Regions from separate parts of the Mus musculus genome. Here regions 1 and 2 are each linked to region 3. The links are chromatin loops, found by intact Hi-C in ENCODE. Cell type or tissue: heart. All regions are shown on one strand. Each heading gives the region's core, and the rest is flanking DNA. Links, peaks and the distances in the headings are about the cores only.

Region 1 (11,024 bases), core at 1,426-9,425, 120 kb before region 3:
TCAGATGGCCACAAGTGGCTTTCTAAGGAACAACATCAGGCACTGCTCACAGTTCACACATCAGGGTGGGTAAGTCCTATAGCAGGGGATCCCGTCCCTGCTGTAGACCAAATTGACTTGGCTAAGACCCATGCTCAGGAGCCTTCATCTCCCCAAGGAGAAAGTGAGAAGAGTAAGTGGTCCTCATCGTCCTTCTGCAAAACTACTTCTGGCTCAAACATTGCCCTTGGAGACTTCCGCGCTTGTGTTCTGTAGCTTAGACATGAGAGTCTCTCATTACTGGCAGACTTGCTGCAACTTTGAACAGAAAAGTATGTTAATTTATTTACCATTGCAACTTTGAACATTAAAGTATGTTAATCTATTTACCAATTAAACAAATGTAATATAAAATAAAAATTTCTCCATTTATCCTTTTATTGTTCTTCTCTTCCCCCCTTCTTTCCTTCTTCCCTTTATCTCTCCCTTCTTACCTCTTTTCCTTTCTCCCTTTTCCCCCTTCCTTTTCCCCTTCTTCCTTTCCTTTCCTCATATTTTCTCCTTCTTTCTCTTTCTCCTTGCCTGTTCCCCGCCCCCTCTGTTTTAGTTAGGGTTTTACTGCTGTGAACAGACACCATGACCAAGACAGCTCTTATAAGGGCAACATTTAATTGGGGCTGAACATTTACAGGTTCAGAAGTTCAGTCTATTATCAAGGTGGGAGCATAGTAGCATCCAGGCAGGCATGATGTAAGAAGAGCTGAGAGTTCTACATCTTCATCTGAAGACTGCTAGTGGAAGACTGACTTCCAGGTGGCTAGGATGAGGGTCTTAAAGCCCATGCCCACAGTGATACACCCACTCCAACAAGGCAACACCTACTTCAACAAGTCCATACTTACTCCAACAAGGCCACTCCTACTCCAACAGGGCCACACCTCCTAATAGTGCCACTCCCTGGGCTAAGCATATACAAACCATCACACACTCTCTTCTTCATTCTACAAAAGTTCTGGGCTCCTGCTTTCACTCTTGCAGTGATATGGAAGTGAATGAAGCAGCTACTGGCCCGGTTCCCAGGACTATTATACTATGATGCTTTATTCTGGACTGTGCTGGAACGGGAGTTTTATGCTAAAACTGGAAAAGTCCCAGCAAAGTGAGATAACACAGTCACTTCTAGGTCAGAGATACTGAGTGTGAATGGGTTTTCAAAAACAAAATGAACCAAGTGACTCAGAAACTGTCAATCATTTTGGAGATACTCAGGGTGGGAGCTCTGACCGTTTACAGAGGACTCTGCAGAGGTCAGGTTTACAGGGGCAAACAGGAGGCATGGTTAGAGTGGAGTTGCCAATTTCAGAAGCTCTTGGATCTTTCAGAGGGGACAGATCTGTGGGAGAAACAGAAGAGTAACCATGCTGACCCCAGTGAGCACAGTGGAGTATCAGAGCAGGGAAGGAGCTAAGAGGCTCTGAGGAACTTGCATGAATTAGGACATCAGCAGCTTCACCTCTGGTCACCCAGTGTATAGAGCAAGATCCCTAGAATGCAGGCTCAAGGAGGGGAGTGTCTGAAGTCACACAGCTCACAGATGGTGAGCCAGGAGCCACCCCTTGGGAGGGTACAGAACTCATACTTGTCACCTGCACTGGGCTGAGGTGACCTGGAGTCAGAAAGCACTGAGGACCTTCTGTGGTTTTTGCAAACTTGCAGCTTGGGGGTGGGCATACAGTTGTGGGGTGGCTTAGGGATTGTCACTGTGTGTAATCAGACCACTTCATTGAAAAAAAAAAGAACATTTTTGTTTCCTCTTCCTTCCTATCCTGGGTCTCATCCAGGAACAGGGTTCTGACCCCCAAAGCCACAAAGAGCAGAGATAATGTGCACAGCAGGTCAGTGTTGTCAAGGAGGCTTGTGGCGAGGAGGGTCAGGCATGGTCGCTGGCTGGGTGTGCATTGTACACTGCGCTTAGCAATATGCTGCTAAGAAAAGAAGGGCCGGCCTCCTTCTTTCAGTCTCTTGTTTGTCCGAGATCTTCCTTCTTGCCAAGTGGGGACAAGAAAGACGCACACATGCTGAGCCAGTGTGGAGAGAGGCAGAGGGCACAGGCTGCCCTTTCCTTTCTCTCTCTGTTCTCATGTTTGTGGGTCACATCCGGTGCCAGCATGGCCCTCTGAAGGCTAGGCTTGCTCTGCTGTCCTCCCCAGATGTAAGGAATGAGGGGGACCTTTCCCTTAGGGGAAACGTGTCATTTAATACTGAGGGCCATACATAAGAAATAAATGTAATATGAAAGACATAAAATTGAAAGTTTTGTTCAGGAGTTTTCAGTTCTTATATAAGAGAGCTACTGTATCGCGTAGATTCCAAATCAACGAATCCTAAAATACAGTTTTCAGAATTGTCTTTTTGTCCCCCCTTTGTCACCACAGGTTTCTTCAGCAACAAGAACTGAGGTCAGAGAGGTGGCTTAGCAATACTTCCGGCTTTTAAAGAGGATCTGAGTTCCAGTTTCTAGTACCCAGGTCAGGTAGCTAACCATTACCCATAACTCCATCTCTGGAGTCCATCACCTCTGGCCTCTGCAGGCATCTGCACACTTAATTTAAAATAGTAGAAATATATCTGAAAGAAAATATATGAGGATCAGTGGGTGAGGAAGATGGGCAAGATGGCTGGGGCAGAGTGCTCGCTTTGCAAACCTGGGGAACTGAGTTAGGATTCTCAACACCAATGTTAAAAAGTGGGGGGGGGCGCGGGGAGTAGCATACGCCTTTGATCCTGCAGTGAAGAGAGGGAGATGAGACTGCTGGGGTTTGCTGTCGAGCCAAATCAGAGAGCTCCGGATTCACTGGACAAGGTAAAGTATGATAGATAAAGACACCTGTGTCTGGCTGGTATTTGTGCGCATGCACACATGCACCTGCCTGCACATGCGCACAGATGCACAATGGTAGCATCAGGAGAAACTTTTGGAAATGACTCCTTTTAGAACTTTACATCCTTGTTTGCTTCCTTTTCCCCCCCATAAACCTAGTCAATACAAACCCATTTGTTGCACCCATGGCCCGAATAGTTTATGTAAATAATTAGAATTCCACTGTTCCTGAAGACAGACTGTGAGATAAGAGAAAAGGAAAACTATGGCATTTATTGGAAGCCTGGGGCTAGGAGGTCACCCCTCTCTGGCTTTAAGGATTCAGCTTCATCTTCTTTCCTTCTGAGACACTTGTGCCTTCCTCAGTTGGCCCTGGGGTGTCTCTGTGTGGCTGTGCCAAGTGCTGAGCAGAGCTGATCTTATCAACTGTGTGTCCTCAAGCAGGCTGCTTGGCCTTTCTGAGTTGGAGTCTTCTTACTTTTTAAAACAGGACGTGATGTCAGCCTCACAGAATTCTAGACTCATCTCAAGTACACACAGGCTGGATCTACACCAATCTGCCCACAACAGGCGTTTGCTGTGTTTTAATTATGTCTTTAAACCTCGAATACTGGTTCACAATCAGACATAATGAATACGGGGGACACACTGTGTTCAGAGCTTATTGAGACTTGGGGTGGTGTGATAGACCATGTGCCCTCTCCTCTGCTTCCATACACACCATGCTGCTGTGTAAGCCATCAGCCACTGTCTAGGGTTGCCCCATGTCAACAGCCACACCCACTTCCTGGGCAAAACTGAGGCAGGTCTACATGTCATCTCGAAGCACACAGGAGAGAAGAAATGGCTAGTTCCCAGCATAGGCCGCTATGGGTATCACTTCTAGTGTGTGTCCCTTCAACGGGGGTTCATATCCTCACATTGCTTGTGGCTCAGAGGGTAAAGAGATGGGTGGTATGTGGGGGAACACTTGGCAACTCTAAGGGTAATATCAGTGACAGCAGTGGTAGAGTTTCTTTTATTCCCTAGTGCTCAGAGTCCGGCTGTCCCGTATTGTATTTTTGGAGTGTTCCCTTGAAATGTTTTTGCTTAAATATGGTAAATGTCTTTTTTTGTTTTGTTTTTGTTTTTGTTTTTTGTTTTTTGGTTTTTTTTTTTTTTTGAGACAGGGTTTCTCTGAATAGTCCTGGTTGTCCTGGAACTCACTTTGTAGACCAGACTGGCCTCGAACTCGGAAATCTGCCTGTCTCTGCCTCCCAGGTGCTGGAATTAAAGGCATGCACCACCACCACTGCCCGGCGGTAAATGTTCTTCTATGTTTTTCAGTTTTCGATCTTCCAGTGTATAAGCTTCCAAGTACATACAGACATAAAGACACAAACACATACACTACACAGCAGTGCGTGCACACACACAAGCACATGCACATATACCACAGACCATATATATACACACACCACGCTCATACAAAAGTGTATATAACAGATATAACTCCCACCATCTTTAGGGCCTTGTTCCCCTTGGCTATCTGGTGGAGGGGTGCAGGTTGACCATATTTCTAGAGCTATGACATGTCCCTGTTGCATTGGGTGGACAAGGTGTGAATCCAGCTCCCCGCCACCCCAACTTTATATGAAGGAACAGTTTGTTAACATCTTAAGCTTGGTGGGTCTTAAGGTTCCCATGATAGCAACGCCACCTGGCTGTTGTGACACAGAAGATCCTAGGGACATTTCAGAAATGAGCCAGCCCGGCTGTGATTACAACAGAATGGTATTTGGGGGGAAAAAATGTCACCTTTGTCCGAGCAAGAGCCTGTGAGCTCCTCTGTCCGTGGGTGTATGGTTTGTCAACCTTAGCCATAGTCAGAAGGAAGAGGATGACGGTGGTATCTGAGCCCTGTGGCAGGTGACCAGGCCAGTGTTTCAGAGAAGCTGAACTTTAGGTGTCCTGACCTTGGGGCCTGACTGCCCCACTGCAGCTCTGTAGGCCAGGCTGTGCGGCTCCAGCCAGGGAGCCCTGGAGGCTGTGGTGCTGATTGGTTCCAGGGCTGGAGGGATGGAAATTTACAAGAGAGCGGAAAGATTGCTCTCTGCCAAGGTCTGATTCAGAGCTCAGGGATTAAGCCTCTGGCTCGGGGATTAAGCTGGAATTTCACATCCACAGATCCCACTCGCACCAGGCTCTGGCTGAGCCGGGTTCCTGTGTCTCAGAGGTTTCCGCGCTCCATAGGCACAGGGGTCAAAAAAGAAACTCCAGGGCCCCGTTTTCTGCTTTTGGGCTCATTTTCTTATATTTTGTATCTCGTATATTCATATCTGAATCTGAGATGAGAGAATAATTTGGAAACAGCGAAGGAACACGAAGGAATCTACTCCCAAGGCCAAGAGAACGGCTGAGCGCTAGGCTTCAGTAGGGGTGCAGGGCAGAGAGAGTCCAACACTCACATTTCAGCCCCCAGTTTTGTTCTGCTGGCTCTGGCCAGCTGCATCCCAAGGCTTGGAAAATGACCCCTGCTTTCCTAAGAGCCATGTCCTTGCTCCATCCACCCGGGCCACAGACAGTGTCCATTTCACAGGGAACTTGTAGTTTACCAGTTTTCATTCTGGAACCTCCTGTGGGCGTCAGTGCTCTCAAAATGGGGGAGACAACTCTTAGTTTTCTGGCTGTTTTGGTTTTCACGTAGAAGGCTTGGGACCCAGACAGTGAGCTGTGCACACCAGATCCTAGCATCCAAAGCAAGAAGAAAGGCTTAGAGACCTCTTCTCTGCTAGGCTTCCGTTCTAACCTGCTTTAGTCCTGGGAGTACTGGTGATCTGGGGCACCTTGTAGTTACCAGTTCTTGATTAAACACCATGTGACAGATGAAATATTTTGTTTTTCTTTGATACTGAGATAGAAAGAGTTTTAACCTCATTTTGTTTATCCAACCTTATTGAATCATATGAAATCAACGTTGGTATACTTACATTGCGAGCCTCTGCTTTTACTCTGCAGAGAATCAGTTATGTTACAGAAATAAGTGACTCCAAAGTTTAATGGTTCAGAAACACAAGGTTTTAGAGCTGTAGAGATGGCTCAGCAGTTAAGAGCACTGGCTGCCCTTCCAGAGAACCACAGCTCTGTTCTCAGAACCCACGTGGTAACTCACAACTGTATTTAACTCCAGCTTCAGGGTATTTGGCCCCCATAGGCGCTGCACACATATGGCACATAGACCTGCAGCAAGCAAAATACAGATACACATAAAATAATTTTTTTAATTCAAAAAGAAACTATTTTATGTCTCTCAGAACACATGCTGAACTTTATGTGAGATGTTTCTGTCATTATCCCCATGAAGGCAGGACTGTGGTGTAGAGAGCTGTCTTCTCTGAGGGGGTGGGAAAAAATTGGCCAAATGTGTCCAGGCACCTGTTTTTGTCAATAAAGTTTTATTGACAGGCATGCATGATGACTCATGACTTTGTCTACAAGAGCAGAATTAGGCGGCTGGAACAGACTGTGCAGCCCACAGCATTGGTGATTTTTTTCCCTCTCTGCTCTTTATACAGCATCTTAGTTGACATGTGGCTGTCCAAAACTTGGATAGCAGAGTGACTACAGAGTGGTTCTTAGAACTGCTGCTCAGAAGAGACTCTTGGCTTCAGCTCACATTCTCTGTATTAAAGCAAGACATATGGCCACTCTTGATGTCTGCAAAAGCATGCTTTGAATTATGGATGCTCTTATGCATTCTTTGCTGCAACAGTAGAAGCAGACACTACTTCACTGAAACTGGAAAGATTTACATAAAGACAGGTAACAGTGTAATGAATGGTAAAGGTAAAGGCCAAGGCTCTGAAGGGTGGGTACATGTTCCCACTGCCCCAGTGGCCTCTGTGACCGTGAACCACTGTCCATCTGTCTGTGTGTCTCTCTGAAGTCATTATAGGTAGTTATAGTTGAACTTTGGCCTGTGTATCATTCTCCTGTGATTTAAAGTGCTGTGTGGGTTCTAATGACTGACCACTTGTAAGCCATGTGGCCATGTTCTGCTGCTTGGAGGCTGGGAAAATGATCAAGAACTCTTCAACTTTGGTAGTGGCATGGGGCTCAGCTCCCTTAAAGACTTATATATTAGAGATCCATTTCACATAAACCCTGCTGGGCCCTGCTGGCAAGCTGAGAAAGTTGGTATCATCCTTTCATTGAGCCGGGACAAAACAAACACAAACTCCAAGCCAAAACCACAAAAACAAAGGGACTGCAGAGATGGTGGAGTGGTTAAGGACACATATTGCTTTTCCTGAGAACCCAAGTTTGATTCCCAGCACCCAGGTCAGGTGGCTTCCAACTGCCTGTAACCCCAGCTCCAGAGAGATCTGACACATTAATGTGTATCCACGCCTCTCTTCAACTACCACATACACATAATTAAAATAATAAAAGTAATTTTTAAAAATGAAAAATATAGCAATCAGGGACTTCTTTGGCCTTTTTCTATGATGTCCAAGTGTGTTACTAGGAAGCTGAAGGGTGGCCAGCCACATTGATTAGCTTGGCTTTGAGTTAAGTTTCTTAACTCAGTCTTTAAAGGTTGCCTTCAGCAAACCACCTGGAGGGATTTGGAAAGGGAGAGAGGAGTAATGGTGGAGTTCAATGGTAAGGGTTTGCCTATCATGGTGAGGCTCTAGGTTCTAACCCCAGCATTACAAAACCAGAAAGAAAACATGGATGGGTCTCCTTGGTTCACTTAGCAGCTCAAATGAGCTTCATTTCCTGGGCTCTGACCATCACAGGAGGGAAGGAGATGGTACGGAGACATGTTGTATTGTTTCTGTCAGAGATCTGTGTCACTGAGGTTGTAGTGTGTCAATGTGTCTACAGCCTTATAGGAATTGCATATAAAGAGTTGAGCACAAAAGAATGTGAACTCTGCCTCAGATGAGGTCAGGGGCCATTCTAAGTCTTCAACACAGAACTCCCCAGTTTGTATCAAAGTGAAGTTGTATCAAAGTATCAGTCTACAGATTTGAAAGAGAGTATCTGTTGTGATTTGTTGTTCAACTTAGAACTGGCATTCCATTTCCAAGCTGTAACCTTTAAAATGGACTTTGTTAACCTCTCTGTCTGGAGACTAACACAATGTGCTGAAGGAAGACAGGATACTGGATTCCTTGGAGCTGAAATTACAGATGGTTGCCAGTTACTATGTAAGTCCTGGGAACTGAACCCAGATCCAGTGGGGTTTTTTTTTTTGTGCATATATTTTTTATTTTATTAGATATTTTCTTTATTTACATTTCAAATGTTATCCCGAAAGTTCCCTATACCCTTCCCCCGCTCTGCTCCTCTACCCACCCACTCCCACTTCTTGGCCCTGGTGTTCCCCTGTATGGGGGCATATAAAGTTTGCATATATTTTTCTATTAGATATTTTCTTCATTTACATGTCAAGATTCACTGTTTTTAACACCTGAGCCATATCTCTAGCCCCTTATCCCAAGTTTTAAGCTTTATTTTGATGCTCTTCCTCTTCCTCTTCTTATTCTTTTTCTTCACTTCTTTGGGTGATTGTGAAGTCTCAGAACATGAATCTACCTGGAAAGTTCTAAACTCTTGACTTGTCGGAGCTTCTTGAAGATGAGAGAGACTTTCTAAACACTCAGCTGCAGAGCTGGTATGGTTAGAATTTGGAGTCACAAGTCAGATCTGTCCTGGTGTGTCAGAAGTCAGTCTGTCCTAGTGTGTGGTGTGTGTGTGTGTGTGTGTGTGTGTGTGTGTGTGTGTGTGTGTGATTGTGCCTGTGTGTGTACATCCCGATGGTTGCTTCAGATCTGATGGTTGGCCAAGGACTTCCTCAGAGTGTGGAAAATTTACCAATACCTTGTTACACCCTCATTGGGATGTATCTGATGGAAACAGTGTTTGAAGTAGTCCCACATCTCCACTCATAATGTCAAATGTGTTTAGGCACTGACTAAAATGAAAATAGTATTCCTGGAGTTGGCACAATGTGAGATGATGCCACCCTGCCTGGACCACATAGGATTCGTTATATGATTGACAGGGGCTGGAAGCTGAAGGCAAGGTTCAAGCTCATGTGATAACAAGGACTCTCTAGCACATCTTCAGCTCTATAATGTGATGGGAAGGGGAGGGCTAAGCAAAGGCAGACTAGACAAGTGTCCAGGTTCTCAGGTAGGAATACACCAGTCAGCAGGCAAGCAAGGCTGAGTGACTAGCAGGGTCAGAGCTCTCGCCCTTCAGTCTTTTTTAGTAGCTCCATGTGTCCCAGAAGCTTTGATGGAGGGCCTGTCCCATCTCCTAGTTGAGAGTAGGTAGGCTCTGAAGTTAGCAATCTGGGTTTTACTGGAACCGGGACTCCAGTCCTTGAATCCCATCTCTACACCACCTGCCCTCAAGGCATCTTAGGCCCAAGACTTGCTTTTCTATAGCTTCACTGCAACATATAACCTGGTGTCTTCTAGGTCCTTGTCATCTTCTCTGGCCTTCTGCACAAAATCAAGCCACCTGAGAGGTATAGATTAAACTCAGCTATCAGAAGGAATAAAATCCACTTGCTGAAACATTCATTCTCTGAGTTCATGGCAGTAATTGTCTGTAACAGCCAAGACATGGACCAGTTTAAGTGTGCATCAGCTGCTCAAGGAAAAATGGAACATGCCTTCCTGGAATACCCAGCCTCAAAGGAAGGGAATCCTGCCATTTGTTACTGCACATTTGAGCCTCAGAGGCTTAGTGAACTGAGACAGATATGACTTGAGTGAGATTATCCACTATGAGCTCCGATGTTCGAGCACGTGGTCTTCAGTTGGTGGCATTGTGTAGGAAGGTTTAGAAAGTATGGCCTTTGTGATGGTTTATGTGTGCTCAACCCAGGGAGTAGCACTATTATTAGAAGGAGGCCATGTTGGAGTAGGTGAGACCATGTTGGAGTGGGTGAGGCCATTTTAGAGTGGGTGTAGCCTTGATGGAGTAGGTGTGTCACTGTGGGCTTTAAGACCCTCATCCTAGCTGCCTGGAAGTCAGTATTCTGCTAGCAGCCTTCAGATGAAGATATAGAACTCTCAGCTCCTCCTGCACCATGCCTGCCTGGATGCTGCCATGCTCCTGCCTTGATGATAATGGACTGACCCTCTGACCTGTAAGCCAGCCGAATTAAATGTTGTCCTTTATAAGAGCTGCCTTGGTCATGGTGTCTGTTCACACCAGTAAAACCCTAACTCAGTCAGCCTTGCTAGAAGAAGTATGTCACTGGAAGCAGGTTTGGAGAGTTTAAAGACTCATGGTGTTCTAGTCTGCTTTTCTGTTTGCTTGCTGTTCAAGACATGAGCCTCAGCTTTCTGTTTCCGCTGCTATGAGTGCCATTTGTTTCCCACTCTCCCCGCTGTGACACACTCTTATCCCTCTGCAACCATAAGCCAAACTCTCCTTCTATCAGCTGCCTTGGTCATGGTGACAACATAACTAATACATAACTAATACATAGCCATGGGCAGATACTGCCTTGGGTGACTCTTGTGAATTTATCTAAAGATATCAAGCCCAGAGAAACAAACAGAAGCAAGGTGGTTACTTCAGGCTAGGTTGCAGATGGGCGTGGTGTGTGGTTAAAGGATACAATGTTTCCATTAGGAATAAGTTCCAAGAGTCTACTGTACCACACAGTGACAATTGCTGATAATAATTTGTAATATACATGGAAATTGGTGCATAGATTTAAAATGTACTCATCGTAAATATATAGCACAATGATATGTTAGTTGTCTTGATTTAATCATACCACAATGTATATAGATAGGCCAAAACATCACATTGCATACTATGAATATATTATTCATACTCATTCAGAAAAAAATAATGGACCTGTCTGTGAGCTCATGTGACTGGATGTCCACACCAGACCCATGCCCTAACCTACTTTCTTGTCTTTGAAGATATCTCCACTAGAGATGAGGCTGGAGGTGGTGGGGGTTACCAAGGGCTGCCCTGGAACTGGTAACTCTACCTGAAGCCTCTTGTGAAATTCTTAAGAGATGTGATGCCACCCTGCCTGGACCACATAGGATTCGTTATATGATTGACAGGGGCAGGGGACATCTGGGTCAGACCTTTGATCACAAATGCAAAGATCATTCCTCCTCAGTCTTGCGTCTGC
Region 2 (11,024 bases), core at 1,682-9,681, 130 kb before region 3:
TTTCTCCCAGGGAAGGGTGATGGCTTCTGGAGAGGGTGAGTTTTGTGTGTGCCTGAGAGAAATGGTATGTGAAGAGGCCAAAGGAGGTGGGAGGCGATGTGGTTCTGAGTCTGGCATAGAGAATGGAGGGAGTGGGAGCTGGGCTAGAATCAGAGGTTTCCTGTCCCCTGGGGAGAGCTACAACGAGCTAAGTCCTTGCATTAGAAAGGACTCCTCTTCCAGGCTACACAGCAGATTTTTTTTTCCCCCAGAAGACCAGAATGGATTAATTCAGACATTCACTGTGTCTTATGCAGCATAGGCCTTGACCTTCTCTCTACAGCGGTGAGGTGAGATGTTCCTAGTTCCAAGTTTGATACCTCACATTCTGGTCCTCAGACATGAGAACTCTGTAAATGTTCTTCCATCTGCTTGTTCACTTTGGACCACTGTTCTCCTTGGTCATTCTTGATCATCTGGATTCAGAACAACTTTAGTCTGACTCCTTGTTTTATAGACAATGACCCACAAGCCCAGTGAGGCACTGCTCTCCCAATCAGGGACTGCCCCAGACTCTTGGCTAGTTTTTTGGCACTCCATGCCTCTCCCTGACCCCTATATTTGGCTCTTCCATTTGAGTGAGCCCCTGCATACTGGTCCCTAACCACTTTCATCTCTGAGTTTATAGAGACTCCAAATACCTGCAGAAAATGATTAATGATCCATTTTATTTCCTGGCATCTCTTAATGCAAAAAGTCTTGGATAGCAACCAATTTAATTTAGACTTTAGAAACTGCCATTTTGTTTCAACCTGGCTTATGTTAATGATATTTTTTAAATGCCTGAAGCTATGAAGCATAAATAAGACCCTCAAATAACATTTTTCCTTTTATAGAGTTGCACAGAATGCAATGTAAAGTTGAAATACACACACACATACACACATATATACAAACATACACATTATATGTATATATATGCATATATATATTCTCTTACAGTTTTGGAAAAAATATATAATATTTCTCTTTTTTCCTTAATTTACTTAAATTTTGAAAACTGATGGCATTTCTTATTAAATTTATAATAAATATTTTTTTATAATTGGATTGTGTTACCTACATTTTATCCTAGAGTTTCCTGGAGTTGAAAATTACCTCTAAAAAGAAATGCTGTGACTAAACTTAGGCTGTGCAGGTTAAAACAAAAAGCTCGTAGGGGATTCTCTGACTGCCAGCTCTCTTTATTTTTATATTTTAAAGATTTATTTTATTATATGTGTATGAGTGTTTTACCTTGCACTCATTTATATGCACCATGTATGTGCATGCTGTACCTTCAGGTGCCAGAAGAGGGTGTCAGATCCTCAAGAACTGTGGCCACAGGTTGCCAAGGTGTGTGGGCACTGGGAACTTAACTTGGGTCCTCTGTAAGAGTGTCAGATGCTCTTAACAGTTGAGCCATCTCCCCCTGCTCTTAATTGTGGCAATCTCTCTTTGGCTCCCTCCAGCTCTTTTTTATAGAATTCATTTCTGAGAGAAAACAGCCATGTTTCAGTTGTGCAGGTGACAAGAGACTGAAAAATTAGGAAGAGATTTTATCTGGGTAGAAAGAATCTATTACAGAACTTTTGATGCAGACTTCCTGTCTCCCCTTTCTCTTCTGCACCATGCAGATGTTTTATGAACTCTATTTGCAGAGATGAAATTGATGTCCAGAAAAACGAACTAAATTCATTTTTGTCTTAGTCAGGGTTTCTATTCCTGCACAAACATCATGACCAAGAAGCAAGTTGGGGAAGAAAAGGTTTATTCAGCTTACACTTCCATACTGCTGCTCATCACCAAAGGAAGTCAGAACTGGAACTCAAGCAGGTCAGGAAGTAGGAGCTGATGCAGAGGCCATGGAAGGATGTTACTTACTGGCTTGTTTCCCCTGGCTTGCTCATCTTGCTTTCTTATAGAACCACCAGCCCAGAGATGACACCACCCACAATGGGCTGGGCCCGCCCCCATTGATCACTAATTGACAAAATGCCTTACAGCTGGATCTCGTGGAGGCATTTCCTCAGGAGAGGCTCCTTTCTCTGTGGTAACTCCAGCTTGTGTCAAGTTGACACACAAAACCAGCCAGTACACCCAGTTAAAATAGAGTAAGTCCTTGTGGCTGTTAAGAGGTAGGAGGACATCCCACCTGGTGTGTCACTTGGATGAGAAGGTAGAGCGCAATGCAGGGAGCCTACCCTGGAACACTGGAATTCACGTCTCAATGTCCACTGTGAGCTTTCGCTTTCCTTTTGTGCGATCAGAAGAGGTCAAAGTGGCACAGGTCAGACCTTTCTCAGCATTGTCACAGAGATTCCCAAGCTGAGAGGCACAAGCCTGGTTCTGTCGTGGTGACTATGGGAAGCTGACATGCTAATAGACTGATTCTAGTGTATGAGTTTCCATTGGCTGCTGTAACAACCAAGATACCTTAACATATCAAAACTTTATTCTCTTACAGTTTTGGAAAACAGAAGTTCAGAGTCAGGGTGTTGTGGGAGGACATCGGTCCTTCCTGAAGGAGCCAGACGTGAACACTCTTCTTGCTTATAGCACTGAGTCACTTCCCACTGTGATTTGTAGCTCCTGCACACACAACGTTCAGCATCCCTGTTCCTATTACCATCTCACTTCTTGTCTTTGTCAAATTTCTCTTTGCTTCCCTCTTTTAAGGATCCCCATGGCTGCAATTTAGGTCCACTAAAATTATTCAGGAAAGACTCCCTGAATATAATCTTAGACACAGACATGTTTTCAAATAACTCACTTTTATATTATGGAAGGTCTCAGGCCATTATTGACCTTACCATTCTAACCCTGAGTTTGTCATGATGTGTCATACGCATATGGGGGTAAAGGGGAAAGCCCGCAGGCAGGGGGCCAGCAGATGAGTGTCTGCTTGCTCACCAGATCTGGGATGAAACGTTATAATCAGACTCTACAGAACAAACGGCTGAAGCGGTGCTTGAGCAACACCAAGTCCCACGGTGACCACAGCACCATGATTGCTGCTGAATTTGTTTATGAGAGGATCGAAAGCAGCCATGTTTGCGAGCTATGGTGGTTTTCACATCCAGGAAGCTATGTAGAAACAGCTGAGGAGAAATGCATTCCCCCAGAGTGTAAACTGACTTTAAGTTCAAACAGACCGCAAGGCATGAACAGTGAAAAAAAAAATCTTCCCAGGGTCAGGACTATGAAATGGTTTTCAAAACGTTCATCATTTGGCCACTTGGGGTCAAAGGAGGATGTCACTGTGATTTTTCTGGCTGATTTTACCCCTGCATTTGTGCTGCTAAGGACACACAAGGAAATGAGAGTATACAGCTGTAATCACTGGACCTTGTGCTGGAGAAGGGTCCTCCTCCTGACTTCATGCACAAGCCATGGGGGAGAGCAGTGGAGATGTCTCATTAGCTCCAAGTTGACAATCCACTTGAGGTTAAAGACCACAGCAGCACACCCTTCAGAAGGCATTCTTGGTCAGACTGGGTCTGCTTTTCTCCTGTGCTCATCAGAGAGGATTCCGGGTGCCCTCTTCACTGTCCTGGAACCCGTGAGAAGTGGCAGTGTCCTGTTGGACATCCAAGCTGTCCATCCCCTGCCTGGTGCTCTCTGTTCAATGACCAGCAGTGACCATGGTGGACCCTGAGGGGCTATGTACTGTGACAGCCTGTTTTGACTAAATCCATGGATGAAGTGTGTCTTCTTTATGTCAAAAACAATCAGCCTAGGGACTCCATTCCAGGACAGAGTATGTAGCAAAACTCATGTGATTCCATGGCATTGAATGGCAGTCTTAGACAAGATTAGTTTCAAGGATATGCTGACTTTTGGACCTTCTATCTCGCCTTAGGGAGAGTGTGTAAATTCTGCTCTATACCTGTCCTTTCTGGACTTGCTTTCCCAAGCACGTGACATTCTGGTCTCCTGTGTAGAGCAGTGTTGTCTTCGTACCTTTACATTGGTCTTGGGATTGATTTGATTACTGTGCCTAGAATAGCAGTAATCAGCTTTATTTGATGATAATTCACTGATTAAATTCATTGAAGCCTTTCAAATATTTAGAAAGTGTTGTAGACCCAACTCAGATGAAATAATCCCTTCTGCTCTCTGTCGTGTGTGGACACTTATTCCTCAATCCAACTGTGTCCAGAGGTGGGACCTTTAGGGAAATATGGAGATCAAGTGTCTGGCCTCAGAAATGGGTCAACGCTGTTTGTGGGAGTGGGTTTGTTGCAAAGCAACTTCAGTCTTCTCCATGGTGGGAAGGCTTGCACCATGTGATTCCCATTGTCAAGGAAAGAAGGAAAAGGACCGCCTCGCCAGATGTGGCTCGTGACCTCTGCCCAGCCTCCAGAGCTGTGAGCCAGACAAACTTGCAACTTTAGGGTTACTCAGCCTGTGGTGGTCTGCCATGACAGAGCATCCTGACAAGGACACCCTCCCCCCTATCCCCCCTTCCAAGCTCTTTGCATGGAGATTAAATTTTATGCTCACCATAGTTAGAGCTTGAGAAGTGCTCATCTGAGGGAACCTTCAAACGGGGGTCCTAATTGTCCTTGCAGTCAAGGTTCTTGCACAGATGCAAGTCTGGGTTAGCAGAATAGCTTTGCAGCAAGTGAGCAGACTTGGTTGCCCATTTCATGGACGAGATCAGGCATGGTCAGCTGCTGCTCAGCGTCTGAGAATGCGCTGCATCTCACAGTTCTAAAGGGTCCAGAGGGAAAATGCCATATGACAGAAGCAAATGCAATCCTTGTAAAGGAAGTATTTCAGAAAGAACCTAAGAGCTGGGAGACAGGAGGTCTCTGAGTCTGACTTCTGCACACAACATGGCCACTGCACTCTTGAATTCAAAGTGGCTCTGTCACCTACACAAGACTGAGCCTGTCAACCTTCCAGTATGAGTGGTAGAGGGACTCATGGCGGCCCACCTCTAGCTGAGGAGTTATTGCTGGAGAGAGGAAGCCATATCTCTTCATTGGTTAAGTTGTTCATGTCCCAGCCAAAAACCCCATATGCAAGTCCATGCAAGCAGCGCTAATGAAATTCAATAGGCTATTCTTAAAGGGTGCAACAAAGATGGCCCATCAGTTAAGAGCACTGGCTGCTCTTCCAGAGGATCATGCTTGACAGCCAGCACTCACATGATGTGCATAGCCCAGTGCCCCACATGATAGTTCACAATTGTCTGTAACTCCAGTTCTAAGGCATCCAGCGCCCTCTTCTGGCCTCCACAGACACTGAGTGAATATGGCGCCTAGTTGTACATTCAGGCACAACATCCATACACATACAATAGATTTTTTAAAAAAAGTTTTTAAAAAGAGAATGAATGTAGGAGGAAAACTTCTTGGTAAGAAGAAAGGGGACAGGAGGCAGAATAAGAGAAGTAGGTATGAATATGATCAAAATTCATTATATACATGTATGAAATTGTCTAAGAATTAATACAATTATTTAATAAAAATGAATGGGTCTCCAACCTTTAACATTTTTATATAATTATCTCAAAAAGGTACTAGAACTGAAGACAGTGGTGTAAAGAGTAAGGCAGCCTCAGAAGCAATGAAGAAAGGAAAGGAGGGAGGGAGGGTGGGAAAGAGAGAGGAAGAGGGAAAGAGGGAAGGCAGGAAAGAAGGAGGGAGAGGTGGAGAGAGGGAGGGAGGTAGAGAAGGAGGGGGGAGAAAGAGAGGGAAGGCAGGAGAGAGGGAGGAAGAGGAGGGAAGGAGGGAGAAAGGGAAGGAAGACAGGAGAGAGGGAGGGAGAGAGGGAGGGAAGAAGGGAGGAAGTTAGGGAAGACAGGAGAGAGGGAGGGAAGGCAGGAGGGGAGGAGAGAGTAAGGGAGGGAGGGAGAAAGGGCAGGAAGGAGAGAGAAAAGGAGGGAAGGAAAGAAGGAGAGAGGGAAGGAGGAAGGGAGAGAGAGTGGTAAGGAGAGAGGGAGGAGATACTTAGATGTCAGTATGAACAGCATTGGCAATCTGTGTCAAAGACAGGGAAGCTTAATGGTCTACTATCTGCTCTTAAAATACTCTATTGACCTACTCTGGTAGCCGCCCCCCACCCCCCAATTATCTTAGCACTCTATTTGTGCTGTACATATTAAGCAGCCTGTTCCTAACCTGGTTCTGACTTCTGAGAGGTTAGGGGTGTAGAGCCCAGGCTACGGAAGTCCATGAGGCTCCCACATCCACTTGGATCATACCATTGTTCCTGTCTTGGCCCTAGGGGACACCTGGCCTTGTTTGTTCCGGAGAACCAGTGGCCACTTTTGACTCACATGCACTGACCTGCTGAAGCATGACAAGTTGAAACATGAGTTGTGGTCAGTCATTAGTTTTCTTCAACTGGTGCATGAAAACCTACGATTTGCGCAACCAAACACCACCAGCAGCAAACAAGCTGGGTGCTGGCAGTCATTGCTGGAAGACTTCACTCCTACTAAGATCTAACCCTGGATCTGACATGGGAATTGCCTCATTCCTCCATTTATCCTGAGAGCAAAACAAAAGGTGGCATTTCTTTCAGCTGCTGTCCCTAAACCACCAGGGCTCGAGAGAGCCCCTGATAGGCTTGTCTGATGGCCTTTCCTCCCTGTCTGTACAAATTAACCCTTAGGTTTTTGTTTCCTTTGGCTTTAGAGGTGCCTCGGGCTGCTGCCTGCATTCTTCTGCGGTGGACTCACCCCTCAGTGATTCCCCCGAGGCTTACTAACCACGGCCACGTCCTGTTTTATGGGGCTTGAGTTGCGAAGCTCCGTGCTGCTTTTGTTTCTGCTTGCATGGAATAATTCGCTTTTCCCTTTCAGCAGCCTTGATGGTCAGCATCTTACACTTGGTCCGCAAACACAGAAAAGCGACCTCACTCCTTAGCTGCCAGAGACGCCTGAAGTCTCAAATCTTCAGGACCTGCTTGAGTCTGTACCTGCCAGCTGTGCCTCATACTATGCCTGGCTCACAGAGCCTTTGCTTTCCCAGATTCGGGCAGTCCTGCCTATCTGTGTTCAGGTGCATCTTCCCTCACGGCCGCTGTATTTCCATTTTACGTAATTTCCAACATCTGCCTTTCCTGTTCTAAGATGTTTTGCACGTGTTTTTTTTTTTTTTTTTTTTTTTTTTTTTTTCCTTTCCTGCAGGGCCACTTAGGATTCTGAAAGTATGGGCACATGCTGTTAGCATTTTTGTCTAAGCTCCACCCCACAGTTACCTGGCAACAGCCAGGTAAGCCTGACTCACTATAAAAGGGGCTGCTTGCCTGCTCCACTCTCCCTTGCTTGCCTTCTTGCTTCTGCTCTGTCCTCTCCTCCCTTCCCCCTCTCCTGGCATTCCGTTCCCCAGGCCCTTCCACGAGCTCATGGCCGAACTCTACTTCTCTACTCCTCCCTCCCCGTACCCTGAAGAAACTCTGTTCTATACTATACCGTACTATACCATTGCATTTGTCTAGTCTCTCAGGGGGACGGGATGCCTCAGCATGAACCCGCTGAGGTACCCCTCCCCCCTCCCCCGTGCGCCCCCCCCCCCCGCACCTGACTACCCATCCACCAAACATAGTCCTCTCCTCTTTTTCTTTTTATAAAACACAATATTTGGTGTCGTGACTCGGATCTTTCTCTCACCCCCTGTTCAAAAAAAGATGTGTTCACAGCATGGCTTGGTCCAAGAGAGCAGAAAGGATACCCCAATATCCTATCGGCCATTTAGACTTAAACCCCAGTCTTCACACCATGCTCTCTTAACTGTGGCATGTGGTTTTCTCAGATTTGAACTCTGATTGTAGAAGCCATTTAACAGTTTGACTTTTAGGTATGTGTTCTTGCCCTTCAGGTTCAGGGCCTGTGTCAGTAAGCCTGGGCCCGGGGTGCCAAGCATTTGTGGACTCTCGAATCAAGGTTTGGGAATGGGAACCAGGTGTGCCCGACTCTGCCAGGTGGCTGTGGTGGCCTTCCTGGGATCAACTCAACTCAGCCAAGGCTCTTGGGTGGCACGGGAGAGCAGGTAAGGCAAGAAATTCAAAAGAAGTGTGGAGGCGTTTGGGTCACCTAATCCTTTGTGTGCTCCCCAGGGCTTGAGAAAATGTGTGCCACGAAAAAGCAAGGTCTCGACTTATTGTTTAAAGTCTGCTTTTCATTTCCTCTCTGGCAAGAGCTTTATTGAGATGTAATCACCACACTATGCAATTTACCCATTCAACATGTATAATCGGGTAGGCGGTTCACCTGTGAGTGATGTGCCTGCTGTATATACAATCTGCAAGGTACTAACTAAGCCTGTGTTTCCTCAAAACAGTAATAAAAAGCGCACAGCTCAGTGCTTTCACGCGGGTGCAGTCTATCCAGCAGATAGTGACCATATTTGCATCCTTCTCTGTCCTCTTAAGAAGGATTCTAACCATCCGCTCACACTCTTCTCCGTCCCTTGCGTGGCGTATTCTCTCATCCAATCGTCTATTTCCTCCTCATTTCTAGAGGCCTCAGCCCCTCCCAGGCAGGATAATGCCTGTCCCCACAGATGCCGGGTTTCCACGGCTTGAGGCTGTTGTGGTTTGACTATGAAATGCTGCCCGTAGGTGTAAGTCCCGCATGTTCAGTCCTCAGCGTGTCGCTCCATTTTGAGAGGTTCTGGAAAGTTCCAGAGATGGGGTAGAAAGTGTGTGCTCTCCTAGATTACAGCTGACTCCCAGTCTGTTCCTTGCTCTCTGCTTCCTTCCTCCTGTCCCACACGCTCCTGATTCCATGGTGTTCTGACCAAGCTCATGGTTTCCTGGGCAAACCCCTGGAAACGGTGAGGAAAACAAGCTCCTCCCACTGCCTGTAGTGATGGGTGCAAAGGCAGTGCAGCGTTAGGAACAGGAAGTAAAGCAGGTGTGGGCCGAGGAAGGGAAGGGACTGGATCACTAACCAGATGTGGCTGTTTCTCTCTACCTTAATCTACTGTCTCCCAATGGACTGCTCTCACAGTCCCCATGAGTCCGCAGAGGTGAAGGGCAAGAGCTTTTGGCCCCAGGAGGTTGGGATTTTGAGTTCTAACCCATGTGATCTTGTGAAGTGACATGCCTTCTCTGAACCCATGAAGGATGAGGGCAGGGCATTGCTGGTCCTTACAGCTCTGCTGCCGAGGACGCTGTGGAGCCTCTGTCTCCAGCAGCGCCCGCCCGCGTCTCTAGCTGCCTGCCACACAGACAGCTTTTCTCCCTCTCCTGCTCACCACACCCTGCACGCACTCTCTTAAGAGGATGGAATTTCCTAACGCCTGGGGTCTCAGACCCATGTGGCATAAGGAAGGGCAGAGTGGAAGGCTGTGCTTCGGGTGTGCAATGAACCAGGGCTAAATTAGTGTGAAAGCCTTGTCTGCGAGTTTACAAACACACAATTACAGCTCGCACAGTTATCTAAATCCACTTTCTTGCCTTATAATTTTATGGTTAGAAGCATTACAGTTGTTTTTAGATTTTTCATTATAACTACAGTAGCCACAGACGGAACCCAATAGTGTTTGTTTATTTGTGTAACAAATTACACCCCTCAGATAGCTTCACTGTGTAATTTGCATTGGGTATATATTCTAAAAAAATAAAATAAAATAAAAAGAGAGTATACATTGGTCTGAGGGTCTCCTTTCTAAATTCTATTGTCTTTTCCAAATCACCACTTAACAGTATAATTTAAGAAATAAACTGTATATACAGGGTATGAACTGTTGTGAGAACTATTTATAGAGAGGTATACACACAATAGGACAGGCAGCTCAGCCAACGTTTCAGTTCCCCACACAACACAGTCCTGTACGCTTGGGGAAGTCAGTTGACTTGACTTTCATTATCATCATTATTATAATTATCATCTATTATTATTAATTTGTTTACCCACAGAGTGAACTCTGTCATTTTATTCTCTTTGTCACCCAGACAGGGTCATCTAGGAACAGGGAACCTCAATAGGGAAAATGTCTTCATCAGACTGGCCTGTAGACAAGTCTTTGTGTGTTTTGCTAATTCCTGATTGACGTGGGAAGGCCCAGCCCACGGTGGGCGGAGCCACTCTTGCTCTTGCGCAGGTGGCTCCAGGTTATATAGAAAGCGGTCTGGAAAAGCCACGGTGCTCAAACATAGCCTTGTTCCTCCAGGGTTTTGCTTCAGGTCCTTCCTGGGCTGTGGTTGGTATGTGTTAGCCAACCAAACCTTTCCTTTACAAGATGCTTTTGGTCAGTGTTTTATGATAAACAGCAAGCTAGGGCAGATGTCAGTCACTTCCAGATGTTACTAGAGGAGGAACCTGGAGTCAGAAACTCCAGGGTCAATGAAATTCCTTAGTTTGATGTATCCATAAGGCATTTTAAAATGTTTGTCTTCTGACTAGCTCATTTCATTTAATATCTTTAAGATCCATTCACATTTTATCATGATTTCTTTCACCTTTGAAGCTGAGTACTATTCCATTGTATGTGTGTGCTGCGTTTTAAAATACACTTATCCGCCGCTGATGGATATTGGTGGCTTCTCTCTTTTAGGTGTTATAAATCGTGCTTCTGTGAAGAAGGCTGTGCAGTATCATTTGAGGATACATTTGCAGTTCCTTTAGGTAAATATTCAGAGAAGGATTACTATGTCATGTATGCAAATGTACAAATTAACATTTATTTATTTATTTATTGGTCATTTTATTTATTTTCACTTCACATGTTATTCTCCTTCCTGGTTTCCCCGCAGCAAACACTATCCCTTCCCTTCTTCCCCTGTCTCTATGAGGGTGCTCATCCACCCACTCACCCACTCTTGCCTCCCTGCTTTGGCATCCCCCTATGTTGGGGCACCGAGCTTCCACAGGACTAAGGGCCCCCCTCCCATTGATGTTACAAGGCCATCCTCTGCTACATATGCAACTGGAGCCATGGGTCCCTCCATGTGTACTCTTTGGTTGGTGGTTTACTAAAGAGTACAAATTAACACTTTAATTGCTTGAGGAAGGGCCACACTATTTTCAGTGGTGACTGAATGTT
Region 3 (11,024 bases), core at 2,095-10,094:
AAACTATCTTATTCAGCCCCAGAAGTCACAGCAGAAGTCAGGATTACTCTAAAAGCCAAAAAGCCCATAAAGTTTTACTGGCCAATTTTTGGCAAGTTCAAGGAAGGAACATTGCCCACCTTGTACGTATCTGTACAGGGTTTAGATTTAAAACCGTCAGCTATCCACATAAGTTTACCAGACTAAGGGTTTAGCAGAACTCAGCTATGTAAATTACTGGAAGCTGCTCACGTGCTTACGGCCACGGGGACGAAATGAACCTGCAACCTTGACATCATAAAAAGAAGTGCAGCGCGGTATGTAATGTTTAATAACAAATGGCCATGCCCCTGCCTGTGCGTGCACTTCATGGTTTTATGCTTCTATGGGTATTTCGGAGTTTATCTTACACGTGAAAAGTTACTGGTGAACTGCGTGCCACACGCAGCAGCCTGGGCACCTTGTAGAAAATATTTAATCTCAATCAGAGGCTTCTACCCTGCCTTTGGTTATTTAATTGCCAGATAAACACACACACACATACGTGACCTTTAATTTATAATAAGCCTTTATCACACTAAAACTGAGCAGATAATCTTCCTTCTGTGCTGTTAAAATCTACTTTTCTATAGACAACCCTGAGTTATTACTATGTTTCATCTGGGCTGCTCTTAACTCCAATTAGCCAGCCCTCATGGCCATGACTTTAAAATTCTTATCCCATGGCATCTTCTCCTCTCTCGCTTTCTCTCCCTCTCCCGCTGTGGTTCTCCTCAGACTCCATGAACCCTAAACCTGGCCTGTATCAATTCTGCCCAGCTATAGGCTGTATGCATTTTTATTCACCAGTCAGGGATAACTTGGAGGGCAAGGTCATATAGCATCACTTGGGTATAGTGCAGACTCTCATTCCTGGGGGCAACCAGGCCTTGAGGGTCAGTATTTAGCATTACAATATAAGCAAAAGACCAAACCTCAACAGCACCTTACTCCTAACATCTCCTAATTTTATCTTCTCTTATGTTTGACCCAGTTTTACTGTGTTGTTCTCGCATCCCTCAGAGCAATAGGAAACACTATACATATTGTGCAGCGGGCCTTTGTATGTGTACAATGTAATGGACTGTGAGAGTGTCTTACCCTCTAGGTGTGTGCATGTACACTTCGCAATGCTCACGGGATGGTGAGGGCACCTAATAGCAGTTTTCAGAATGTGTCCCTGTCCTTAAGTCACGTTTGATCAAATAAGAAGAAGAAGGAAGGTAGAGGGAGGGGAGGGGAGCGGAGGGGAGAGGAGGGCAAGGCGGGGGGGGGGGGTGCGTCGGAACACAGTCTTCATGCAACCAAACACAGTAGTGAGGAGACTCCAGTCAGGTCACAGTGGGCAGAGAAGACTTTGTTTAGAGATAGGACAGGAGGCAAAGAACTCACAGAGCATGATGCAGTGGCCCCCAAAGAGCTCAGGGTCACTGAACCTGGCTGAGACTTGTCAATGGGCCTTTCTTGTACATGCTCAGTATGTCAAGACTCACTCAGATGCAGGGATAGAGCCGAGAAGAAAACAGAAATCATAGCCCATCAGTTCACATGCAGCTTACACATCCCTAGGTGGGCAGACAGACAGACAGACTGACTGACAATTATCTCATAATAGGAAACTGCACAAATGCCAGGTGACATGACAGTTATCTTCAAAGAACCGGAGGTCCTATCAGGTGTGGTGGCTCACACTGTGGATCCCAGCACTGGAAAATCAAAGGCAGGAGGGTCAAGGCCAACTTGGGCTCCCTGGCAAGAAGAGAGGACATATTTTAGGCTGAAAACGAATATCTACATTTTTGCTCGACTTTGCACTACTTCCTATTTTAGAAAAGTGGGAAGAAACTCTGGAACCACTTTGCAGAGACCTTTGGTTGGTATTAAACTGCATATCCACAGGGAAAACACGTTTTCCAACCTGATGTCTAATGTCTGTGTGACAATGTAGCTTAGCCGCCCCCCCTCCCCCAACAGTGTTAACAATGTCAGTTTCAAAAGTGTGTGGGAATCAGGGGCATTAAATTTAAATACCTGGATATGGGCATACCTAGCATGGATAAATGCATATTTCTCCTTAATATGACATGAAAGGTCAATATGTAAAATGACTGACCTAACGAGCTTTGCTCCAGGGTAGGGAGAAGGACAGGAATACAGCAAAGACCTCGGGGCTTTCGTTTTCTATGGTGCTGAGACACGGTAATTGTTTGATGATCAATCTGCAAGCTTTCTCCCCACAAACCTCTCTCAGCTTAAAGTCAAATGGAAAGCTAGGTGTGGTGGCACTTGTCTGTCATCCCAGAGTGTGTGGAGGCTGAGGCAGGAAGACTGCTGAGAGTTCAAGTTTAGGATACATAACAAATGTGAGAGCAGCCTAGCTCTCAAACAAAAAAAGGGTTAGGGTTAGGGTTAGGGCTAGATCCTTTCTCAGACAAAAGAAAACAATTAAAAATTAGACTCAAGTATTTCTGGGTTTACAGGGATGTCTGTCTACCTCTTAGTGTATGTGTTGAGAGGACTTGAGAACTGTACCATCAAAGTCAGGTCTACGGCACTCTCCTGAGACCAGGGTGAGATTGGGGTTAGCAATCCTGCATTTTAATTGTCTCTGTTGTAAGCAAGGATGGTCTATCTGCATTGGTCTGGCTCCAAGTGCTCTCTATCAATCACAATGCCTGGCTCATCCCCAGTCTCCTCGAGGTCGTGTTGAATTTCTACACACAAGAGGCACGCAGAGCAAATCTGAAGAGAAAGAGCCCTCTGTGTCTGGATCTGGAAATTCTCCCTCATTTTAAACTTAATGAGAGGCCAGAGCCCCAGGGCTCACAATTCGCTGTGGCTTGAGAGGTTTTATTCTGCTCCTAAAAGCAATAAGATGCTATCTCTAATTTCAACAAATTAGTCATATTTCTGTATCGAAGGGGACACTGATTTTAAAATGTGATGTTCCTCAGGTCTCCCAGGACAAATGCTACTTCTGGGAAGGGCACTTATCAAGTGGGAGGCTCCCATGAACCCTGGGCCCACAAGACTCTCCACTGGAAGCAACTGTTCCCTGGGAAGGAGCCAAAAGGCCCAACTCTCGAAATGTGGAAAAGGGGAGGAAGGGGGAGGGACATGGGACTATGGTGCCTCTCAGAGGACACATAGCCACATGAATGTCAGAGCATTGATGTGACAGAGGATGCTCTTCCCTCTTCCAGGGCAGCTCTTACCCTCAAGGGGCTAGGCCTCTACAGGAGATCTCTGCAATCTCAGGAAGTAATGACATGTAAGTGCACTGTGGGTCATGGACACACTTCAACACTTGGCAAGCTGTGCACGCATGGATATTTCCCAAGATGTGGAGGTCACATTTTGCTTCTCATTTTTTCTAAGTTTTCTTTTGTAATGGGAGAACACTGTTTCTGAGGATCCCTAGATCCTGAGCAGACTGGGCTCACAGAACTGAAGAGATAAGATCCCAGTGTGGGAGGAACTGGGGCAATGGCGTTGCGTTGGATGCTTTGACAGTACTAGACATGACTCTAGAACAGTGATTCTCAACCTGTGGGTCACTACCCCTTTGGGGGTCAAATGACCCTTCACAGGGTGGCCTAAGACCATCAGAAAACAGAGAAATTTACATTATGACTCATGACAGCCGCAAAATTACAGTTATGAAGTAGCAACAAAAATAATGTTATGGTTGGGGTCACCACAATATGAGTAAGTGTATTAAAGGGTCACAGCATCGGAAAGGTTGGGAACCACTGATCTAGAGCGTAGCAGCCATGCTCTTTCAGCTATTCATTTTGCATAAGTGCTTGGGCCAGAAACACAGCTCCAAGCTGTGGTCCACAGTGGGGTGAGGATGTCTTTACAAGCTATCTATTGAAACCCTGACCCTAGACTCTTCAACAGAAATGACGATTAGGATGAGTCATAAGCAGGCCAAGTCTGAGTTGGCCAGGAGGGATCTGAACACAGAATTAAGCACGAGAGAGAGAGAGAGAGAGGCAAAGAGAGACAGAGAGACAGAGACAGAGACAGAGACAGAGACAGAGAGAGGAGCTTAGAGGAAGAAGACAGCAAGGTGTGGGTGGTGCACACTCTACTTCTCAAAGGAGAGTCATACTTTATTTGTATTGATCAATTGGCAAACGTCTCAGATACACAAAATAAACCGCAACTGTAGCACAGTGCCTGAAATCGACAATACCATGTTGGCCATGGGAAATTTTGCTAAGGCAGTAGCTCTCATGTAAAGTATTATGTGCCAAAAGGCAACAATAATACAACGAGATAGAGAGGGAGGGAAGGTTCCCACATTTGCAGGCTCAATGCATACATGGTGGTGATGTTTCAACAGGTGTACTTATTTCAAAGCTTATAAAGTTGCATACATTAAATACAAACAAGTTTTTGCATGTCAACTCTGTCTCCACAAAATGCTTAAGAGGACAAGTGGGAATGAACTTTGTTGACCAATACTGAAGTACACTTTTGTTAAGCTGTGTCTTAGAGCACACTCATTTAGAACCAGGACGGATAGTTACAAAAGTAAACGCAGAAGGGTAAGTTCCCACGGATCGAAACGGCAGAGAATACCAGTCCCTGCAAGGCTTGTCCTGAGTCCCCGTGTCTGAGTTACAGGAATCCAGGGGCAAGCTGCCGGAGAATGGACACGGGTCACCTGATAGCCTTCCCCTTTTTTCTCCCTGTGCATTTTTTGATAATTTCCCAGGACTCCTCATCAAAGCCCCCAGTGAGCAAGCATTTCTCATGAACTCTTTCATTTCTGCACATCAAACAGCAGAGACAGACACAGAGATGAAGGAAGAAGCAGACAGAAGTGATAGCAGGAAGGAGCGGGCGTCTGATGGCTCTTTTCAGCAATGACAATGGGGCAGATTCTAGCATGGCTCCCTCCCCCTACTCCATGGTACAAGGCAGCAAGTTGAAAGCATGGTGACAGATATTTTGGTAAGTCACCACCATTTCTGTACCACAGTGTCATCAAAGAAATAATAGCGATGGTTGATAAGAGCTCCCGCCGTAATGGCACCCCGCATATCCAAGGGGCCTATTTCTGAGCTGCTATTGTAATCTGTCCCCATTTAATGACACAGGTGTCTGCATCCAAAGGCACCTGTGTTTAGAAACATAGGGTTTATTATGGGAACAGAACACCGAGCCCCTCCTAACCATTCTTCCATCACGAACAATGGGCGCACACACAGCTGCAGAGCCGTTCAGCCCCAGCACCAACCTCCCCGATGGCAGATGCATTCTTGGACTTCAAAATTCAAAACCCACAGGAGCAAATTATAGGCTTAAGGGATTTATTTTTTATTACAGGAGGAATGCGTGCACAGCGATGCTTTCCCACCGATGATGGGCCAACAATGGTCTTCATTTAAAACACAAATATCTCATTTAATAGAGGGGATAAAGAAAGGGCAGGGCATAGGGTGTCCAGGTAATTCTCAAAGGAGTTGGGGAAGTGCAGCGGGTATTTCTCAAGGGTCTGGTTACAAAGCAAGAATAAATTCCCCTTTATTTCCCAAGCATACAGTTCAAGAGTTAAGCAAATATTTTTTTGGCAACTAATTTGTAGCAGGCGTTGAGGTCGCTCTTGAGGATTCCCACCCCCCTCCACCCCGGTCTGATGAGGAAGAAAAACTGCTTCCTCACTATCTGAATGTCTCCCTCTGCTGTCCTCGGTGCAGGGTGGTGCTGGGGTGCTGCTTTGTGTAGCTGAGAAGTGCAGCTGGTTTAGGTGGGATGACTTGCAGCAGGAAACTAGGTGTAGAGTGTAGTGAGAGACAGGCTGCCTGTTCCAGAGGACTTGGGTTCATATCTGTACTTCCTCATCGAAGCAGCAGCATGGACTGGGTACCTACAGGGTAAAGAGCCTGCCTGTGTGCAGAGGCATCAGTCTGCACAGAAGAAAAATAAGAGACCTTAGGTACAAGCAGGGCAAAGCAAACAGCAGGGTGTTATGAGGAGGTGGATAGGAGGCTAACAACTTGGGGAGTGTCTAGAAGACCTCCCTCCCCAGTTTTTATTAGTTCTTTGAGAATTTTGTAGTGTATTTTAATCATATTGATATCTACTCCCAGATCCTCCCATATCTACCACATTCCTTAAGCACCCAACTTTATGTCTTTTTTTTTTTTTAAGCAAGTGCAGTGTTCTGCCCATATGCACTTGGGTGTGGGGCACCCAACAGAGCCCATGCTTGCCAGGGGTTACAATCCTTCACACAAACCAGCCCCACCCCCTCTAAGAAGCTATCAGTTGTCAAGAGCTCCTTAGGTAGCCCGTGAGTCTCAGCTTGATTTCTCATTGATCTTTGACAGCAGAGTCTTCAGTAATCAGATCTTACTGTCAAGTTCTTGAGGGTAACCAAGAGGATTGGCAATGGCTCAGTGTTTGGAGGCAGGCTTGTGGGATTTCATTGGCCAACAACCCCAACAGAGGTGATCCATTCCTGGCACTGGACTTCTTAAAAAAATAACATTTAAAAACAAACCACAGAGAAGGCAGACTTCAGAGGTTCTCAGCTAGAAGCATTCTAAGGGAGGAGATTAAGGATAGGGGGTGACAAGAGAGAGCCTTTGTCCTGGTCATGACGCGGGAAGTAAGTGTGGTAGGTTCACGAAATGATGCTGGAGAGATGGCAAGTTCTTTCAGGGCTCAGGAGATTTGGCATGAAATCTTTATTTTGATTTACTCATTTTTCTCTAAAACCTTGGTGTTTCTTAAAAAGAATAATTGGGCTCGCCCTGACATAGTATTTCATGGATCTTGGTTTGACTTGGTAATTTGTATTTTCCAGGATCCCACTTGATTTATATGTTGCCTGCCTACTGACTTAAAAAAAGAAAAAGAAAAAAAACCTTGATTGGAGCCAGCAAGATGGCTCAACAGTTCAGGGCATGTGCCGCCAAGCCTGGTTGACTGGATTTGATCTCCAGAGGCTGCAGGATAGAAAGAGAGAGCTGGCTCCTCTGAGTTGTCCTCTGACTTTCCACACATGAGCCGAGGCATACCTGTGCTCCCTCACTGCAAAATAAATAAATAAATAAATAAATGTAATAAAAGATGCAATAACTTTACTGGTCTGGGGAGATGGCTCATTTGGTAAAGTGTCAGATGGGTAACCATAGGGACCTGAATTCAGATCCCTAGAACCCACAAAAAATCAAGAGGAGCAGCTTGCTTCTTGAACACCCACACTGTGAATGGAAAGTGCAGATAGGCAAGTTTTTAAAGCTCACTGGTTGTCCAGCCTAGCTGAATTGATGACCTTCAGGTTCAGTGTCTCAAAAATAAAGAGGGAAGTGATGGAGACAAGACACTTAGTGTCAACCTCCAGTCTCCATACCTATATGTACTCATAGGCATCTACACGCACACATGCATGCACGCACACACATGCATGGGCACACACACACACACATGCATTCACACACAGCAATGAGCACATAATACCACAGCCCCTCCTCACTCATACACAAACAGACACCTTAAAGTTTTGAAATTTAAAGTGTTGTTCCACTTGCACCAAGAAACAAAAAAACGTTAACAGTAGAGGGAAGGAGCTGGAGGTGTGGCTCGGTGGGTGGAGTGCTTACCTAGCATGCATAAAGCCCTGGGTTTGATCTCCAGTCCTGCACAGCTCAGGTGTGGTCCTGCATGACTGTATTCCTAGCACTTGGGAGGTAGAAAATGGAGGGACTAGCAATTCAAGGTCATCCTTGGCTACTTAGCAAGTTCTAGACCAGCTTGGAATGCACATGACCCTGTCTCAAGAAGAAGTATATTAAAATAATTTACCCTTGTCTTTCTAAGAGCAGCAGCCCCTTTCTTCTGCTCTTGGAAACCAGGACTCCAGGCTGTCTAACCTTTGGACTCCAGAGTTTATACCAATATCTCATCTTCCCAGGTTCTCAGGCCTGGAGCTTGGGTATGAGCACTGCACCACTGATTTCATTAGTTCTGACGTCTTCAGACTTGGACCGAGCCGTGTCAGCTCTCTGTGGTCTCTAGCTTTTGGGTAGCATGAATAAAGAGGAATAAAGATGAAGATGTATCATCTCTGCATAACCAAGGATTCCAAAAATGTGGTCTTTGTGCTTCTTAATGGAAACAAGTTGGTTTCCCAGGTCTCCCCTCTCTTTACATTTGGCTCTGTGTTTTAAATATTTATTTTTATTTTTAATATTATATATACATACATACACACACACATATATGTGTATATATATATATATGTGTGTGTGCATCTATTTGGGGTATAAGCATATAAGTACAGTTGCCCACAAAGTCTGGAAAAAGATGGCATATTCTCTAGAACTGTAGCTACAGGTTGTTGTAAGCCACCCAACATGGGTGCTGGGAGTCAAACTTGGTTTGTCTGCAAGAGCAGAACACGTTCTTTTTTTTTTTTTTTCCATTTTTATTAGGTATTTAGCTCATTTACATTTCCAATGCTATACCAAAAGTCCCCCATATCCACCCACCCCCACTCCCCTGCCCACCCACTCCCCCTTTTTGGCCCTGGTGTTCCCCTGTACTGGGGCATATAAAGTTTGCAAGTCCAATGGGCCTCTCTTTCCAGTGATGGCCGACTAGGCCATCTTTTGATATATATGCAGCTAGAGTCAAGAGCTCCAGGGTACTGGTTAGTTCATAATGTTGTTCCACCTATAGGGTTGCAGATCCCTTTAGCTCCTTGGCTACTTTCTCTAGCTCCTCCATTGGGAGCCCTATGATCCATCCATTAGCTGACTGTGAGCATCCACTTCTGTGTTTGCTAGGCCCCGGCATAGTCTCACAAGAGACAGCTACATCTGGGTCCTTTCAATAAAATCTTGCTAGTGTATGCAATGGTGTCAGCGTTTGGATGCTGATTATGGGGTGGATCCCTGGATATGGCAGTCTCTACATGGTCCATCCTTTCATCTCAGCTCCAAACTTTGTCTCTGTAACTCCTTCCATGGGTGTTTTGTTCCCAAATCTAAGGAGGGGCATAGTGTCCACACTTCAGTCTTCATTCTTATTGAGTTTCATGTGTTTAGCAAATTATATCTTATATCTTGGGTATCCTAGGTTTGGGGCTAATATCCACTTATCAGTGAGTAGATATTGTGTGAGTTTCTTTGTGAATGTGTTACCTCACTCAGGATGATGCCCTCCAGGTCCATCCATTTGGCTAGGAATTTCATAAATTCATTCTTTTTAATAGCTGAGTAGTACTCCATTGTGTAGATGTACCACATTTTCTGTGTCCATTCCTCTGTTGAGGGGCATCTGGGTTCTTTCCAGCTTCTGGCTATTATAAATAAGGCTGCTATGAACATAGTGGAGCATGTGTCCTTCTTACCAGTTGGGGCATCTTCTGGATATATGCCCAGGAGAGGTATTGCTGGATCCTCCGGTAGTACTATGTCCAATTTTCTGAGGAACCGCCAGACTGATTTCCAGAGTGGTTGTACAAGCCTGCACTCCCACCAACAATGGAGGAGTGTTCCTCTTTCTCCACATCCATGCCAGCATCTGCTGTCAGAACACGTTCTTAACCACTGAGTTCTCTCTCTAGCCAAAGGATTTATGTTCTATATTGATGTTATAAGTCATGTGACTCATTGGTCTTTCTCTCCTATGCTCTTCTGGGAGGCCGCTATTGCCCTGGTGAAAATCTCTTAATGTTACAAATTGTCACTGCTCAAAGAGCAAGAGGGAAAGCCATTGTCCAGAAGTCAAGAGCCAAATCTGCATGGAGTTTGTTTTCATTGGATCCCCTTGTTAGTTGGCCAAGGCTGACTCTAAGACTAAAGTCTTCCCCTGCCTCTTCTCTTTCCCAGGCAGACCCTTGTGTGTGTATAATGCTACTCCAAGCTCTATTTCCACCAAGGAGCAACCTCCGGAGTAAAGCAGCCACAGACTCAGCAGCTTCAATGTATCTGTATCTATGCTTTAGAATTTACCTCGGCTCTTTATAGGAAATGCATTCGGATAAATGAAAACAAGAAGACACTGGCTGAAGTAAAATCAAACTTGGGTGAAAGCAAATGTTCCAGAAGGATGATGTTCGTGTGATGGGAACTGTGTACCTGAGAGTGATAAGCTGACTGTGTGGCGGCTCTCCTTGCTATCATCACCTTCCAAGTCCTTATTTGCAAATATGTTGACGACTTTTACAGAACACAGGATTTGACCTTAGTTCGCTTGAACATCAAATTCTGTGCAGAAAAACCCTGACTTTAGTGTGTCTGTTGCAACAGAGAGAAATACAAATGAAATGGTGGGTCAGCAAATAGTCAGCAAAGGAAGGGGGAGAGGTGAGAGTATTCAAGAAGGAACAAAATGTTATCCTAGAGACAAGAGGCCCTTGGCACTGAAAATGAAATTTTCTGCTTGAAATCCTCCTCTCCCACTGCGGAATCTGAGCGCTGCCTAACATGTCTGAGTGGAGCCTAAGTTGGAAAGCAAAGAGAAAGAAAATTTCCACTCTGAGTTCCCACCCTTCAAACTTATTTCCATTTCTTCATTTGGCACAGCCAGGATTGGATCTCAGTCTTGAGTCCATATCCATCTGTGGGGGTCATTTTGGCCAAAATAAGACGATTAACAAATTCTTCCAAGATACTTTATATTGCACTTTATGTGGCAATAGCATCCACATTTCGGAAAATTTTATTAAGAATCCAGTAAAATAAAGATTCACACCTCACAGCCACATTGACCACATTGATTTACACTGATAAACATTTCTATTCCCTCATTGACACCATCTGACCATTTCAACTCACCACAGCTCACTTGGAAGGTAAAATGGAACTGTCATCTTGATGGAAAGTCCTGCCCGTGAGGCCCTAGCATAACACGTCCAAGAGAAGAATGTGTCTTGCTTACCCATGTCTTTCTGTATGACCTGTGGAGCTTTGTGGTGTAGATGGGCAGAAGCCACTGACTAGTATGAAAGAGGCCATTAATATAACCACCGTAGTCACCCA

What was found. Hi-C counts contacts between places; a loop is a spot of excess contacts. Peaks named below come from ENCODE experiments on the same cell type or tissue, not always from the same donor. Only the 100,000 strongest peaks of a DNase experiment are listed, where the experiment ranks them.
Region 1: it touches region 3 in a loop (2.8-fold over the local background); 2 of 42 quality-filtered maps call a loop at or near these places.
Region 2: a loop joins it to region 3, with 1.8 times the contacts of the local background. A loop is called at or near these places in 2 of 42 quality-filtered maps.

Annotation. Positions count from the first base shown.
Region 1 is chr13:60,411,556-60,422,579 of GRCm38, reverse strand. No RefSeq gene overlaps it. Among named protein-coding and RNA genes, the nearest start is that of Gm35333, 18 kb to the left of the region's middle. In heart, for the core only: no CTCF peak of the experiment used is centred there; DNase peaks (open chromatin) are centred at 4,949 and 5,329; H3K27ac peaks cover 809 bases.
Region 2 is chr13:60,423,558-60,434,581 of GRCm38, reverse strand. It overlaps Gm35333 (a long non-coding RNA gene), which reads left to right. Exons shown (of 4, transcript XR_873552.2): 1 at 1-35; 2 at 7,854-8,024; 3 at 10,536-10,606. Among named protein-coding and RNA genes, the nearest start is that of Gm35333, 5.7 kb to the left of the region's middle. In heart, for the core only: a CTCF peak has its summit at 5,256 (motif pointing left); a DNase peak (open chromatin) is centred at 6,611; H3K27ac peaks cover 1,524 bases.
Region 3 is chr13:60,290,970-60,301,993 of GRCm38, reverse strand. No RefSeq gene overlaps it. Among named protein-coding and RNA genes, the nearest start is that of Gm5084, 91 kb to the right of the region's middle. In heart, for the core only: a CTCF peak has its summit at 5,720 (motif pointing left); a DNase peak (open chromatin) is centred at 3,223; H3K27ac peaks cover 256 bases.